Linked DNA regions of Homo sapiens: regions 2, 3 and 4 are each linked to region 1. A link is a contact called in ENCODE Hi-C or POLR2A ChIA-PET data. All regions are on one chromosome and are shown on one strand. Each heading gives the region's core, a stretch centred on a gene start or an enhancer-like site at or near the end of the contact. The rest is flanking DNA. Distances are from core to core; before and after follow the strand shown. Region 1 has its middle 67 kb from the start of LINC03007. Region 2 holds the start of HIBADH (3-hydroxyisobutyrate dehydrogenase). Region 3 overlaps HOXA3 (homeobox A3). Region 4 holds the start of SKAP2 (src kinase associated phosphoprotein 2).

Region 1 (3,446 bases), core at 271-2,770:
TAAAACACAAAAATATGAATGCTGATAATTTTATGTCATAAAGACCATTTTAAAACTAAAAGTGAACATGGGGTTTCTAAATAAAATTACCGTGGTAGCGTAAAAACACTGCTTTCAATACTTGGGCATGCTGAAAGTGCTGCATCCTAAGATAAAAAATACACCAAGGGGGGGATTTCAAAGAACATTATTTTGCTTTTAATAATCCTGTATTTCTGTCACTTTGCCCTTTTTATTTATTTACCGTGAACTCACAGACAGAATATTACTTGGAGTTTCTGAAATACTTGTGTTTGTACATTTCTCATCTTACACGTACCCACACACCCCAAAATAAAAAAACAAAGAAGAGGATCTCAGGGACTGAGAAGTCATTACCGGTTTTAAAATTCAGAATTCGTAAAACCGAAGCTCTAATTTGTCAGTTACAAAATTCTTCTAGAACCACTGTAATTTAGAATATGTGCAGAACTATAAGATGTTTATTATTTCTTTAAAATATATGTGAGTACAAACCAACAAGTTAACAGCTTATAATAGGAAAGCACTCTCCAGACTTCTGCCCATCTCCATCACGCCGCGGAAACTTGTCTGAAAGGAGAATTTGGATGCAACAGGGCAACGGAGCGACGTTTCTCCTCTGCACTAAGCCAGCCCTCGCCTCTGAAGAATTTTGTACTAGGCGTTCACTAGCACTGAGATGAACTGGAATTATTTCCACAGCATTAACCGAGTTAGGAAGTTTTTTTCAAACTTTGCATTTAACGGATTTTTTCCATCGGCATTTTATCTTTGCCACCATCGTTTTACTGGTTGCTGCATCTTTCTAGTTTTCTTTCCTTTTCTTTTTTTCTTGCTCTTATTCTACCTTTCTTTGCTTTCTCTCTCTCTTTTTTTTTTCTCCCAGTTAAGGATTGTCACAGTGTGCCGGGTGTCTTTGTAAGTTCGTCCCTCGTCTTCATGATTACAAGAGGCTGATATATGTGTACCTGTGCCTACAGGGGAACTGAACAGGGCTAAGTGAGTGCTGAGAGGAGCTGGGGGAGAGATGTGTGCTGCAGATGAAGGTACGGCTGGGATGTGAAGCTAATTTAGTGTGTGCTTTACAAGGAATGCACAAATCAACACAGCGCTCAAATTAAATCTCTTCTTGAGGGGCTTAAGTATCTTCTTCAGGAAGAGTAAAGCATGTCTTCTAGTTCTACTTCCTTCCCGGTTAGCCAGCTGCTGGAGAGCCCCCTCAGTAAATTCCTTCCAGATCGACCTCAGTGTGGGTGAGAGCGCAGTCTGTGACCACCAGCGCTTCTGACTCAGCGGAAAACGCCGGCAAACAGGACTACACCTCACCGCGGCGGCAAAAGCGGCCTCAGCTCCAGCACTCACAGCCACCACTTTCACCGTCGCCCCGCCACCACCACCTTCGCTGCCTCAACCCTGAGAGAGACACACACACACACACACACACACACACACACACACACACGCACGCACGCACGCGCGCGCGCACAAACACCTCTCCCTGCTGTCAATCATACATGCGCGCCATAGCGCGCATGCGCACTGGTGGACTCCAGCCCCCACCGATCCTACGCCCTGTCTCTGCGTCTGGGACCAGACGCACCAATAAGAGAGCGGATTCGGGGGCGGGCCACAAGGAAGTAGCCAATGAGAGCGCGGTTGGAAGCCAGGGCTAGAGAGGAGTAAATCCTTCTGTCGTCCCCGTTCTGCCGCCCCCGCGATGATTTATGCGTCCTTTTTATTATTTGTAACACTTTGGGAAGTTATTAAAAGGAAGATCTACTGCTTCCTCCTTTTGGGTTAAACTGGATGGCAATGTTTGTCACTGGCCCTTATTAGAGAAGAGTGTGGCGAGGTGGAGGGCCGTTGGACGCTGGGTTTGTTTGTGTGGGTCTTGTTTTTTATTACAAGACACATTATCCTTTTAATTACAAGCTGTAGACAGGGCCAACTTCGAAGGTCTTCGTGGCGGAGTGATCTTGGATCATTCAGGGGGCTGAAACCCGATGCCTTCTGACTTTCGCGTCCGTACTCTTGGCGTTGGGAGGAGCCTCTCAGGAAGGTGTTGCAACCTTTGGTTGTACCAGAAGGAAATAAGCAAACTCCCATCACCCCCACCCCCATTCCCCGCCCTAACACGGAGTAAACTTCGGCCTTTTTCCGCTTGGATGCTCATTAAGAGTTAGTTGACTTTGTAGCGGATGCAATAAAATTTGGATGGTTTCAGGCCCCCAAACAATCCTGGTTTCTGTTTTCCTCTCTCCCTAGGCACACCCCCAAGGAAATTGCCTTTTCAGCAGGCGCCTGCGGGAAAGAACCGCAGGAGACAGATTCCCTTTAGAGATCTGCATGGGGAGGAGGGAGATATGGAAATAAAGAGGGCCAAGGTAAGAGGACGGAGAGGCCATAGAGGACTTGCATGTTTGGGTGTGAGTTTTCTGGCCAACTAGGGGGAAAATCCACAAACCTGAGGTATCTGGTGGATGCGCTGAAAAATTAGCTCTCACCTGCAGAGTTACTCAACCCTCGTGCGCTTCTGCTCTGCCGGGAAGGGCCAGTCTCCGAGGGCGGAATAAGTATGGGTATTGAAAGGCAAGTAGGAAACAGCAAAAGAAAAGAACAGATACAAATTTTCTACTCCCGACCTCCAAACCAAAATCGCACTTTCAAACGTAAAACGCAATTCCAAGAAGACTGGGATGTAGGGAGTATGCGATGCCTCTGTTCAATAGGTCACTGTCAGGAACTTCAGTTTCTGGTGTTCAGATATTTGTATTTGAAATTAAGAAAATCAACGCAGGAGGGGTTGCTGGAGGATAAAGTGGGGTGACGAGAGACCGAAGGAGGGGGAGGAGGAGAGGGGTAGAAGGAACCAAGAACCATCTGATGGCAGAACTGGGCTGAAGGAAAACAAAACCGTGAACTTCAAAGCTCAGGCCTAATCTCCCTCAGGTTAATTTCTGCTTCCTAAAAAGTTTGATCAGGGTCATAAATCACTCGGTCCACCCTTGCCGGTCCTGCCTGGTTCCCCAAGGTTCTCTCCCCGCAGCCCGCTGCAGGGGCGCAGGGTGAGTCTCCAGCCCAAGACCGTCTGAGGCTTCCCGGGGCAGGAGGGCTCCCGGGGCTGAGTGGGCGCACGGATGCGCGAGAATCCGCGTGCGGGGGAAGCGGGGAGGCGAGGGTCTAGGGAAGGTGCTGGCAGTGTTGCGGGCCAGACTGTGGAGAGATCCCGTGCAGATGCAGTTTCCATTCCGTCCGGCCTCAAAAAAAAAAAAAAAACCTTCAAGTGTGTCTGGCGTGCTGTTTGAAGAAGGTTACAGCGTGTTTAGAGATTTGCAAAGCTCTGCCGAGCAGTAAAGATTAGAAAGGCCTGCCTGAGATTTGTCAAATGACTTCCGGTAGCAGAGCCCCCAGTAAACAGGGAGGGC
Region 2 (3,446 bases), core at 368-2,867, 1.8 Mb after region 1:
GGGGGAGAATGGGAAGCTGTTAAGAATTGTAAGAGAAAGTTCTTACAATTCCTGGCCAGCCACAGTGGTTCATGCCTATAATCCCAACGCTTTGGGAGGATCACTTGAGCGCAGGAGTTCAAGACCAGCCTGGGCAACATGGCGAAACTCCGTCCCTACTAAAAATACAAAAATTGGACGGGCGTGGTGGCACATGCCTGTAATCCCAGCTACTCGGGAGGCTGAGGTGGGAGGATCACCTGAGCCCAGGAGGTCGAGACTGCAGTGAGCAGTGTGACTGGGCCACTGCACTCCAGCCTGGGCGACAGAGACCCTGTCTCAAAAAAAAAAAAAAAAAAAAAAAAGGGCGGGGGGCCAAGGGGCTCAAATCCTAACCCACTATTTTTTTTTTAAGCAAAGATTAGAAAAAATTAATGCCAAGGTTTTTTTTGTTATTAATCCTCAGTATGATCTTGCTAAACGATGCATTGTTACAACTCTCAAACTTTCAGTTTGAGGAAGACAACGGCAGTGCCCCCACAAATCAACCAATTTTTCAATTAAAGAGGAGTCCTGGTGTGATAGAAAGTTAAGGAATTAGGAACAACTGATAACAACTTTCTAGGTCTTGCTGGGAATATCCTGATTCACTCATCCAAGGGGCCTCATGTCCCTCGTGCGGAGTATGAAAGACTGTATTAGATCTCCGTGGATCTTCATCCTGGCTCTAAAAACTGCCTCTTTGTAAGTTCATGGCTAGCTTCCACAATTTACCATGGTATGAGAGGAGGGAGGCAGGATTAATTCTGCCCACAATCTTGAGGACGCTGAACGTGTTTTGGTTCATAATTTGACAAAAATGACATTTTTTTAGGTTACAGTAGAGGGGGGAAGCCCGTCTTGCTGGTCAAGGGTGACTGAAACTTTGCTGAAAGACTTACTGCCTGGCTTGTACAGCCACCGCTTGTGTAATAAGGCCATCCCCTCGGACTCAGGTGGTTAAACATCAGGCCCTGCTGCCCAAGTGTGTCCCCAACCCAAGGTGCACCCTGGGGGCGCTGAAAGACCAGGGGTCGCTGGGGTGAGTGCGGGTTGCTCCTGGAGTTGGGCGCTCCAAACGTCCTCGGAGTCCTAACTCCAAAGCAGCATGCCGGGGTCCCAAATACTCTCTTCTCTTCAGCCCAAGCTCTTCCCCACCTCTTCCTAAATCCCGAAAAGGGCGCTGAACCCGTTCATCAGGAGCCCGGGAGAAAGGGAGGGAAGGCAGAGGGGGGTACTCGCGGAGTGAGTGGCGGCCGCAGAAAAGGACAGGCCTTTAGTACCAGCCAAAATATTGTTTTTTAAGCCCCAGCCCAACCGCAGGGCCTCCCGAGAAAAGACTTCTTCGGCCGTCTGGACAGAAGAAGCGAGCGGCCGAAAGAAGGACAAGGGGGAGGAGGCGTGAGGTCCTTACCCGCTGCAAAGCTGCCGGCTGCCGGCCGCAGCCGCCGGCTCCAGTACCGGAGACCGGAGGCAGCTCCGAGGAGCCGTAAGGAGGCTGCCATGCTGCGCCCGCCCCTCTCCCCGCGGTGACCTCCGCCGCCTCCCGGAGGGCCCACAGACTGCGAGCGTGTGCAGCGGGACTGGCTGGCTCGCCCACGGAGAAGGGCGCGCGCGCACGCGCTCTCACCGCTCGGGGGCGGGTGCCCACGCGCGAGGGAAGGAGCGCGGAGCCGAGAGGAGCGGCCTGACGCGGCAGGGCCTGTCAATCCCTTTACGGACAGGGAAGCAGACCAATCAGAATTCCCAGGTCCGCAGCTGTGCGAAGGACCAATAAGAGGCCTTTTTGAACAGTGACGCCAGGCGCCCTGGCGCTGCCCCCAAGCTCGTGCCTCATTTACAGCCTGCGGGCGGGAGTCTCCTTGTTTACCAAAGCAGAGGGCGTGTGGGAGGCGGGGGCCGTCGCTCGCTCCCGCCTCCTCGGAAACCTTGTCCCCACAACCGCTGCGTGTTAAAAAGGACAAAACTGACTCGCAGCTTGAAAAACACTCAGAAAGCTACCATGTGTGTAATAACTTTTAAATTCATTTGATTTTACTTAACACAACAGTTTCTCAATACTAAAAATAGTAGGAAAAGAAGTTGGTAACATTATCTTTGAAGGGAAGAGTTACTAGAAACTTGCACTTTCTATTTCAAGGCATATTTCTCTAATCTTTGAAAATTCTACACCCTAAATCCATTTTGTAAGCAAAACTAAATATAAAATCCAGAAAGTAGTAGTATATGTATGTGTATTAGAAAGACCTTTTTTTTTTTTGGAGACGGAGTCTCTCTGTCACCCAGGCTGGAGTGCAGTGGCGCGATCTCGGCTCACTGCAATCTCCGCCTCCCGGGTTCAAGTGATTCTCCTGCTTCAGCCTCCGGAGTAGGTGAGGTGGGACTATAGGCCTGCGTGCGCCACCACACCCGGCTAATTTTTTTGGCACTTTGAGTAGAGGCGGGGTGTCGCCATTTTGCCTAGGCTGGTCTCAAACTCCTGGCGTCAAGTGATCCGCCCGCCTCGGCCTCCCAAAGTGCTGGTTATTACAGGCGTGAGCCACTGCGCGGTGCAGAGAGACAGACATTTAGTCATTCTTCTGTCAATGCTTAGTGTACATATTTGAGTCTGTAAACCCCTTGGGGGTAATTGCAGGCCTTCTCATCTCCACTGACTCCACCAAAGGGTTGGAAGCCATGACCACACCAAAGCAAGACTATAGCCTTTGGAGAATGGCAATACAGCAGGAAAGAGAATGTGTATGGAGTAGCTAGGGAAATGCGAACCCCAATCTAAGTAGCACAATCAACAAAATTTGACTTTGACCTTTTTTTCAACTCAGTAACCCATGGAGTTGAAAGCAAAGGAATTGGATCATTTCCATCTGGGCTCTTTTCATGTTTCTGGGCATGCTGGCAACGTTTCCAAAAACTTAAAAACTTGTACAGAGTGCAAGGTCCCTATCTGTAACTGGGAGGAAGTTAATGCCCTTCTTTGACCATCACTCCACCCCAACCCTCTACCCAACACTAAATGAAAAGAAGGAAGGAAAGGGACGAAGGGAGGGAGGGAGAAAAAACTCATTTCAACAATTAGACCTTCTCCTAGATTTGGGTCCCCACCCCTACTAGGGGTAAATTAGTTTCTGGAGCATTTCCCACCTGTGCCTCTCTTCCTGGTTTCGTCAGGTTTTAGCTGGAATAGATCTCCTGCAGGCAACAAATGTGGGCCTACAGGTTTCTTTTTCTTTTTCTTCCTCCAGCACTACAGGTTTCTATAATTAACTCCTGAACTGCAATTGGTCTTTCAACTGTGTCTCCTCCAAGAAGCCCTGCATTGTCTTCTCCAACAATGTCTCCTCCAAGAAGCCCTACATTGATTCATAAACTAAGGAATTTTCATAGGTTTCCATGATTTTAAAGAAGCGTTATGAATTTTTAAGTAATTC
Region 3 (3,446 bases), core at 316-2,815, 1.3 Mb after region 1:
GGAAACCTCAAACTGGAAGGCCTTCTCTGCCCAAAGAAGAGATCCCATTGAAGGTATTTCTGGTGGGGAGGCCTAGGCCCTTCATGCTAGGTCCTATTCTTTAGGGTTCCCTATGTCATCAAGCAGCCAGCCCCAGCTTTTGTCCACTAATCTTGTACCCTTCTGTCTTCCCTGGCCCCCCAGATCCTAGCTCTGGAAGTCCCAGATGCTCAGGCTCAGAGCAGGGCACTGGCAACTGGAGAAGGCAGGGGCAAAGGTAACCAAAATGCTAGGAAGCCTAAAGCCTGGGGCCTTTCCTCTACTGGAGCCCGCTTTCAGGAGGCCCATGTGGTTCCCATTAGGATGATAAGTCTGCATCCCCCTCCCCCAGGAGATCTTTGGCTGCTTTCATTGTACTAAGTCTGAGTAGGGTCTTCCCAGAGGTAAGGCAGCCACTCCATCTGCTGGAGCAAAAATTGGCTCTGATTATAGGCAAAGCATTGATTCTGTCTTGGAGGGTGATTAGGCCTGTTTTTATTCTGCCACATTTCAGTAAGGGGAGGATGTCACTGTTTCATTAGAAGAGCTGTGCTAAAAAGATAGACAGTGGAGCTCAGGTTGTTTCTGCACAGAGGTCCTAACTCCAAGAGTGGAGCAAGAAGAGATTCCAACTGCACTAGACCCTACTTGCCCTTGGAGAAGTCCAGAGGGACTCCCAGCAGGTCTCTGGTGTTTTCCAGCCTACAGAGGCCTATCACCTCCCTAAGTTGCAAAGACTATGAAAACCTTTTTGGTGGGCAGTGGTGTGGGAGCAGTGAATTCCAGACATGCTCCATCGCTCCTAGGCTGTGCTGGATGTCGTGGGCAGTAGCTTGGGGACCAGGAGCCAGGCCAGAGGACCCTCTTCCAGAAGGCACTCCTTTACCTGAGCTGGAGCTGCTGGTTTTCTGCTTTGTGTTTTGTCGAGACTCTTTCATCCAGGGGAAGATTTGTTTGGCCACTGTGGGTGAGTTGAGCAGGGGGCTCTTGGCCGCGTTGGCAGGGGTAGGGTTGTTGCTGGCATTCTGAGGAGGGGAGGCAGAAGAGGGAGGCGGGGGCGCGGCAGGGGTAGGTGCAGGGGGCTGAGGTGCGGGCTGAGGCGGCTGTGGGGCAGGGGGCGCGGCCTGGGGCGGCGGCGGGTGCAGGGGCGGCTCTCCCAGGCTTGGAGGCTGGCTAGGTGGGGCGCTCAGGGTGCGCAGGCACGCCTCACTCAGTTCGTGTGCCTTGGGGTGGCCCCCGGCGCTGGAGGGAGACTGGAGGGAGCAGGCGGGTCGGTGGTACTCGCCGTCGGCGCCCAAAGCGGCGGACGCCGGGTACGGCTGCTGATTGGCATTATAAGCGAACCCGTTGGCTGCCTGGTAGGGGTAGCCACCGTAGATCGCCGAGCTGTCGTAGTAGGTCGCTTTTTGCATCGCGTTGTTTCACGATCTTGATCGCACACTCTGACAGGGGTTTGACACCCGTGAGGGCGCACATTGGCACGCCCCCGCGGTCACGTGACACTCCGCCGCCAATGGCCGCCCCGCGCAGACCTGGTGGGGCGAGAAGCGCAGCGCGGTGAGGGCTCCGCGCAAATCCATCTTACTCTCAATAGCTAAGTGACATGAAAGCCATAAAAGAAAAAGTGGTCAGCAATATTTAGCAGCACGACTTGGCCCCGGGCGCAGGGAGCCGTGCTATAAAAAACCGCTGGAATTTACTGGCAGCTACAAATATTTGCTTAACTTGCGTCTGGAGTTGGGGGATTTTCCGGGGAGAAGGAGAATGAGTGAGGGCTGCAAGCTGATTCTCAGGAGCCGGGATCCAAAAGGAGAAAGGCTTGATAGGCTAGAAAGGAAAAAGGCTGGGATCTTTCTTTTCCAGGGAAGAAGAAACTTGGGGTGTCGCTTAGTTTCTGCTCCTTGGCCTCCTCCAGAGGGCCCAAGACTCCTCCACTCTGGGAATGTTGGGAAGGGAACGAGGAGGCAAAGGGGAGCTTGGGTCGCCAATGTTTTCTCCGCTTTAGGACTGATGTTTGCCAAAAGAGCCCTGAGATGGGGTAACTTCCCACCCAGCTCCTTCTTGGACCTTCCTGCTCCCAAGAGAGGTTTGCACAAAAAATTTCAGGCAATTTGCCCCATCCAACCATGCTGGATTTCAGAAGCTGAGCTTGTTAGGAAGTTAATCCACCTTGTTGGGGATATGACTCACCTCCTCCAAATGAACCCCTTGTGGCCAAGCCAAGGGGGGAGGGAAAACTTTGTGTGGAACACATTGCGTGTGTGTGTGTGTGTGTGTGTGTGTGTTTAGGGTGAGGGACCAACAGTAACACCCCACCCAGCAAGTCACAACTAAAATCCTGGAGAGTTCTTTACTCCTTTCCTCTCCCTGTTTCTCAGGCACTTCCCAGCAAGCCACCCCCACTTCTTTACTTCTTTCCCCCAGTTACAGAAGGTTCCCAGAACCTCCTGTCTTGGACTTTCTAAGGTGCTGTTATTCGGGGCAACTATCAAATTCTACCTGTTAAAACATGATGGATTAGAGGGGGAAAAAAAACCCCTCCAGGAACCTGAAAAACCAGCGTTCATCTCCATGACCACAGTTTGAACTCTCCTTCCAACTTAACGATAATAGGTTCTGTCTTAGAAACTGCTATGTAATTTGATGTATGGGGGTCATTTGGCTCCCGACGAGGGATGGAAGCACAAGCCATAAAATCCTGCCAGAGTTTCCTGATCTTTGTGTGCTGTTGTTGTTGTTGATATTTTGTTACTTGGCCTATTTACCTGCTTCAGAAATACCAAGTAAAGGATAACCCTGAAAATCTAAAAAGCAGTTGAAAACCTCCTCAACCCTCTTTCATTTAGAAAGCAGTTTGCAAAAGTTAAATCTGTTTTCTTTTTGTTTTCAACCACTGCATGGTCAACCTCTAGTTCTCAGCACAGAAAAGTTCCATGTGAGTTTCAAATATTCACCCACACACACACTCAGAATCTTAGTCCCTCTGACCACTCAAGAAAATTATAACAAATTCAAAAGAAAATGGTTAACATGCAATCCAACTATGTATATTGAGTCCCAGAGTTATTCAAGTTTTCCAGGAATATTAGATGCTTTGTTAACTAGAAAAAAAAAGATAATGTATTGCATCTACCAGTAGATGATTATAATTCCATTGTTGATAATGGACTCCTTTAGATTTCATTATTAAGCCAACAATCTTACCAACATCTGCAAAACAGGCACAATTAATTTTCCAGAACCTCGATTAAAAATTACAGCATCGCTTATCCAGAGTTATTGTCAGTGATCATGAGCCCTGGAGCATTGTTTCTCTTTTGGAAATAGGAAGCTACACATACCATGGTTGAAAGTAAATAAAGGATAAAGTAAAACTTAAAACTGAATAGCAATTTAGTGTATCCGTTTCCTTTTCTTTTACTGAAAAC
Region 4 (3,446 bases), core at 668-3,167, 1.0 Mb after region 1:
ACAGGAAATACTTGTGATCTATGGGGATAAGAGAATAAAGGTTCTCATGACCTACATATCATATTATCTGTGATTTATGATTATGGATCCAAATAACAAACTGTACTATGGGAGGTACCAAGCTTTAAAACATGCACCCAGAGGTCTATATGTTATTTCTTAAATTCAAAAATACAGACATAGAATATCCTGAAAATGGTTTCATCTATTTTTGGAATAATGATAAACATTTTTCTGCGCTGGTTATTACAATAATATTCTGAACAAACAATTCCAGCATTGTAAAAACAAAAAATGTTAAGTGTAGTAAAACAAAATCAGTAGTCATGTGATGCAATAAAGCTGCCTGAAGTCAGTCTTTAGACTTCTTTAACTATTTCCCTTAGTGGTACCCGTTAATGACAACAAGCATTTCTTAGAGTGAAAGACTATCCCACCACAAATGCATTCAACATACTGTACCATAATCATACAAACATAAGTCTACATTCATACACTTAATATTACACTACCATATTAATAATGCCAAGCACCAAAATTGAATGACAGAATATTAGGAGATTTGGACTCACATTGCTATAGGAGTAACATATAAAATGTGTCATCAAATGTCACATTTTAGATGACATTGCTTTTTAAGAGCTAGAATAAGCAATCTGTAATCTAGTTATTCATAAGCAATACTGAGAGATAAATATTTTATAGACATCTAAAACTAAAAATCAAAATTCAGTTTCCAGAATTCTGACGTACACAAGACAAAATAAATGATGGTTGAAATTCCAGAACATTGAGATAGGTAAGATTTGTGCTACCTTAAAAACATATATTTTCTACCTTGTACAGAAATATAAATTATTGGTTCTTAGTGAACATACACACCTCCGTATCCAGTAAATTAATGAACTAGTAGTGGATTCATAATGCTACTGAAGAACCACGTTTTTAGCTCCTAAAATAAGTTCCTATAAATGGTAATGTAAAACTGAAAAAGGGAAGATAAGGGTACAAAGATGAAGTACTTTCATCGTGTCACACAGGAAGTAGAACTTTAACATATCCTTCCTTTTTTGCTTTAATATATTACTGAGGCTGGGGACAAGTGGCCATTTGAGAACCAGACCTTCTTCAAAAGTCTTAAACGTGAGTGAGCTGAATGTTTAAGAAAAACGGGAGTTTTAGAAATGACAAACTCTTTCACCCCATAACCCCTAACACCTGTGGCTCTGACAGCTCTTTGCATCTCTACATCCTCTACCTCCATTGGCCAGACCACCCAAGAACTACTTATTTGACTTCTGCTCCCTTCTGCTTGCTCACGCAGCATTCATTATCATTATCATTCTCTCTCCCTCTTCCACTCTTCCTCCCCCGCCCTTCTGTCACACACACACACACACACACACACACACCGTCTTCACAATGCACATAGAAACGTCCTGATCCCATTTGTGTAGATCACCAAAAAGGGCTTCGCCACCATCCCCGCACCAAATTTCAACACACACGTCCACTCCCTTTCTGAGACAAAACAACCCCTCTCCTCTCCTCCCTGTGCCGACCCCACTGGCTAGAAGACGTGGGAAGCGCGGGGAGGGAGGATAAGGGCTCTGAATGCTTCTGTCCCCACCGGCTCACCGTTCCCTCGCCCCCGCCCCGACAGCATTATCGCCGCCTTCCCGCTCTTTACCTGCCAACAGGTTCCTAATTTCCTCAGGGAGGGGGTAGGGAGAGGAGGTGCTGCTGGGGTTGGGCATGTTAGGGAGCGCAGGGCGTGCGGGGAAAGGACCTGCGCTGAAAAGGTGACCGACGGGGTGGGGCTGCGGCTGCGACCTAGACTCAGGCTAGCGGCCCGGATTAAGAACAGCGGGGCTACGAGTCGGGACACTGCCGGGCCGGGGCTCACAACAAGGAAGTCACTGAATCTCCAGCGAGCTGCAGCTGGACTGTCGGCCCAGCCCCGCCCAGAGGGCCGGGGCGGGGAGATGGGTGGGAAGGGACACGAAGGGCCTGAGGGGTCCAACTGCGCATGTGTATTCCTCGGTTTTCCCGGCCCCAGAAGAAAGAGCCTGTGGGCAAGCCACGCCCACCGCTACGCCGGGAAGCAGGAGGAGGAGCCACTGGTGGGAAGGGGGCGGACTGAGGCTGCGTCACCTGATGCTGCGTCACCTGATCCAGCGTCCGGAGCGCCTTACAGCCATTTTCGGTACTGGTGCCATCACAACTGCTGATCGTTTCTGCAGGATTCCAGAAAATAATGTATCCATGATACAGAGTGTATACAAGTTTTGCGATTACGCCTTCTGCGTAACAGTCAGTCCCACCGCAGTTTAACCCACAAGGAATTTTCTCTTGTCCTAAACTATTATGGCCTTCTTTGTCCGATTGAACGGAGGTAACGAAGTCTCGTCTTCCGCCAGTCGTCCGGGCGAAGCCAGTCTGGAGCCGCTCCGGAGCGCGCGTTGTGATTGGCTCTTACATTACTTTTCTACCTAATTCGTATCCTTGGGGTGACAGATTTTCCCCACTACAAGGAAGACTGGGAAGTTCTAAGCACCGTCCTTTGGCAGGAAAAAACAAACAAAACAAAACAAAAAAACAGAAGGCCGAATAGACATTGGCACCACTGTCCATCTACAAGCATCAAAAATAAAATTGCTGGTGGTGGTTAGTAGAATAAAATTATAAAATCTGCTCACTCCAACTTGACCATTTAGTCAACAAATACTTACTGTCTTCTATCTGTAAAGCTTCTTAAAAGTTTTCTCTTTTAAAAAAAATGGCTTCTTTAAAACCTTTAACAGGCATACATCTTTGTGCTTCCCAGATATTGCATTTTTTAACAAATTGAAGGTTTGTGGCAACCCTGCATCAAGCAAATCTGTGGGCGCCATTTTTCCAAAAGCATGTGCTCAGTTCATGTCTCTGTCACATTTTGGTGATTCTAACAATATTTCAAACTTTTTCATTATTATTGTATATGTTATGGTGATCTTTGAAGTTACTATTATAATTACTTTGGGACATCACAAACAGCACCCATATAAGACAGCGACTGTAATCCATAAATGTGTGTGTTCTGACTGCTCTACCAACCCTATACCTTCCTCCATATCTCTCCCTCTCTTGGGCCTCCCCATTCCTTGAGACACAACAATATTGACATTAAGCCAATTAATAACCCTACGATGGCCTCTGAGTGTTCCAGTAAAAGAATCATTTTACTTTAAATCAAAAGCTTACTTTAAATCAAAAGCTAGAAATGATTAAGCTTAGTGAGGAAGGCATATTGAAAGCCGAGACAGACCAAAAGCTAGGGCTCTTGCACCAAACAGCCAGGTAGTGAATGCAAGGGAAAAGTCCTTGAAGGAAAGTAAAAATGCTACTCCAGTGAACACACGAATGATAAGAAAGCGAAGGAGGCTTATTGCTGGTAAAGAAACGTT

The links. Hi-C counts contacts between places; a loop is a spot of excess contacts on that map. ChIA-PET counts read pairs that join two places held with the same protein, here RNA polymerase II (POLR2A). Pooled maps may share reads with other maps.
Region 2: a pooled map shows a loop between it and region 1 (6-fold over the local background). The contact joins the promoter of HIBADH here to the enhancer-like site in region 1. A Hi-C loop is called at or near these places in 1 of 168 maps with a recorded cell type or tissue (naive thymus-derived CD4-positive, alpha-beta T cell), 4 of 37 single-sample maps with no recorded cell type and 14 of 50 pooled maps. POLR2A ChIA-PET finds 5 or more read pairs at or near these places in 1 of 52 experiments (activated CD4-positive, alpha-beta T cell).
Region 3: a map of ascending aorta shows a loop between it and region 1 (8-fold over the local background). The contact joins two enhancer-like sites. A Hi-C loop is called at or near these places in 4 of 168 maps with a recorded cell type or tissue (IMR-90, aorta, ascending aorta and 1 more) and 5 of 50 pooled maps.
Region 4: a map of ascending aorta shows a loop between it and region 1 (6-fold over the local background). The contact joins the promoter of SKAP2 here to the enhancer-like site in region 1. A Hi-C loop is called at or near these places in 21 of 168 maps with a recorded cell type or tissue (B cell, CD4-positive, alpha-beta T cell, CD8-positive, alpha-beta T cell and 14 more), 26 of 37 single-sample maps with no recorded cell type and 37 of 50 pooled maps.

The regions. Positions count from the first base shown.
Region 1 is chr7:25,855,556-25,859,001 of GRCh38, forward strand. No RefSeq gene overlaps it. Among named protein-coding and RNA genes, the nearest start is that of LINC03007, 67 kb to the left of the region's middle. RefSeq lists an enhancer at 1,183-1,262. Within about 2 kb of position 1,521, at least 20 of the 41 ENCODE cell types and tissues checked have a DNase peak (open chromatin) inside an H3K27ac peak, as active enhancers do; they include IMR-90, ascending aorta, endothelial cell of umbilical vein and 3 more, where a contact is called at or near this core.
Region 2 is chr7:27,661,266-27,664,711 of GRCh38, forward strand. HIBADH (3-hydroxyisobutyrate dehydrogenase) reads right to left here and starts at 1,618. Exons shown (of 8, transcript NM_152740.4): 1 at 1,433-1,618. The coding sequence starts at 1,523. All of the region lies in intron 2 of LOC105375211 (a long non-coding RNA gene), which reads left to right. RefSeq lists an enhancer at 1,355-2,172 and a silencer at 1,388-1,807.
Region 3 is chr7:27,109,211-27,112,656 of GRCh38, forward strand. HOXA3 (homeobox A3) reads right to left here. Exons shown (of 6, transcript NM_153631.3): 5 at 905-1,550. The coding sequence starts at 1,430. Among named protein-coding and RNA genes, the nearest start is that of HOXA2, 8.3 kb to the left of the region's middle. RefSeq lists an enhancer at 2,060-2,354. Within about 2 kb of position 1,566, at least 14 of the 41 ENCODE cell types and tissues checked have a DNase peak (open chromatin) inside an H3K27ac peak, as active enhancers do; they include IMR-90 and ascending aorta, where a contact is called at or near this core.
Region 4 is chr7:26,862,673-26,866,118 of GRCh38, forward strand. SKAP2 (src kinase associated phosphoprotein 2) reads right to left here and starts at 1,918. Exons shown (of 13, transcript NM_003930.5): 1 at 1,691-1,918. The coding sequence starts at 1,757. RefSeq lists an enhancer at 2,156-2,485.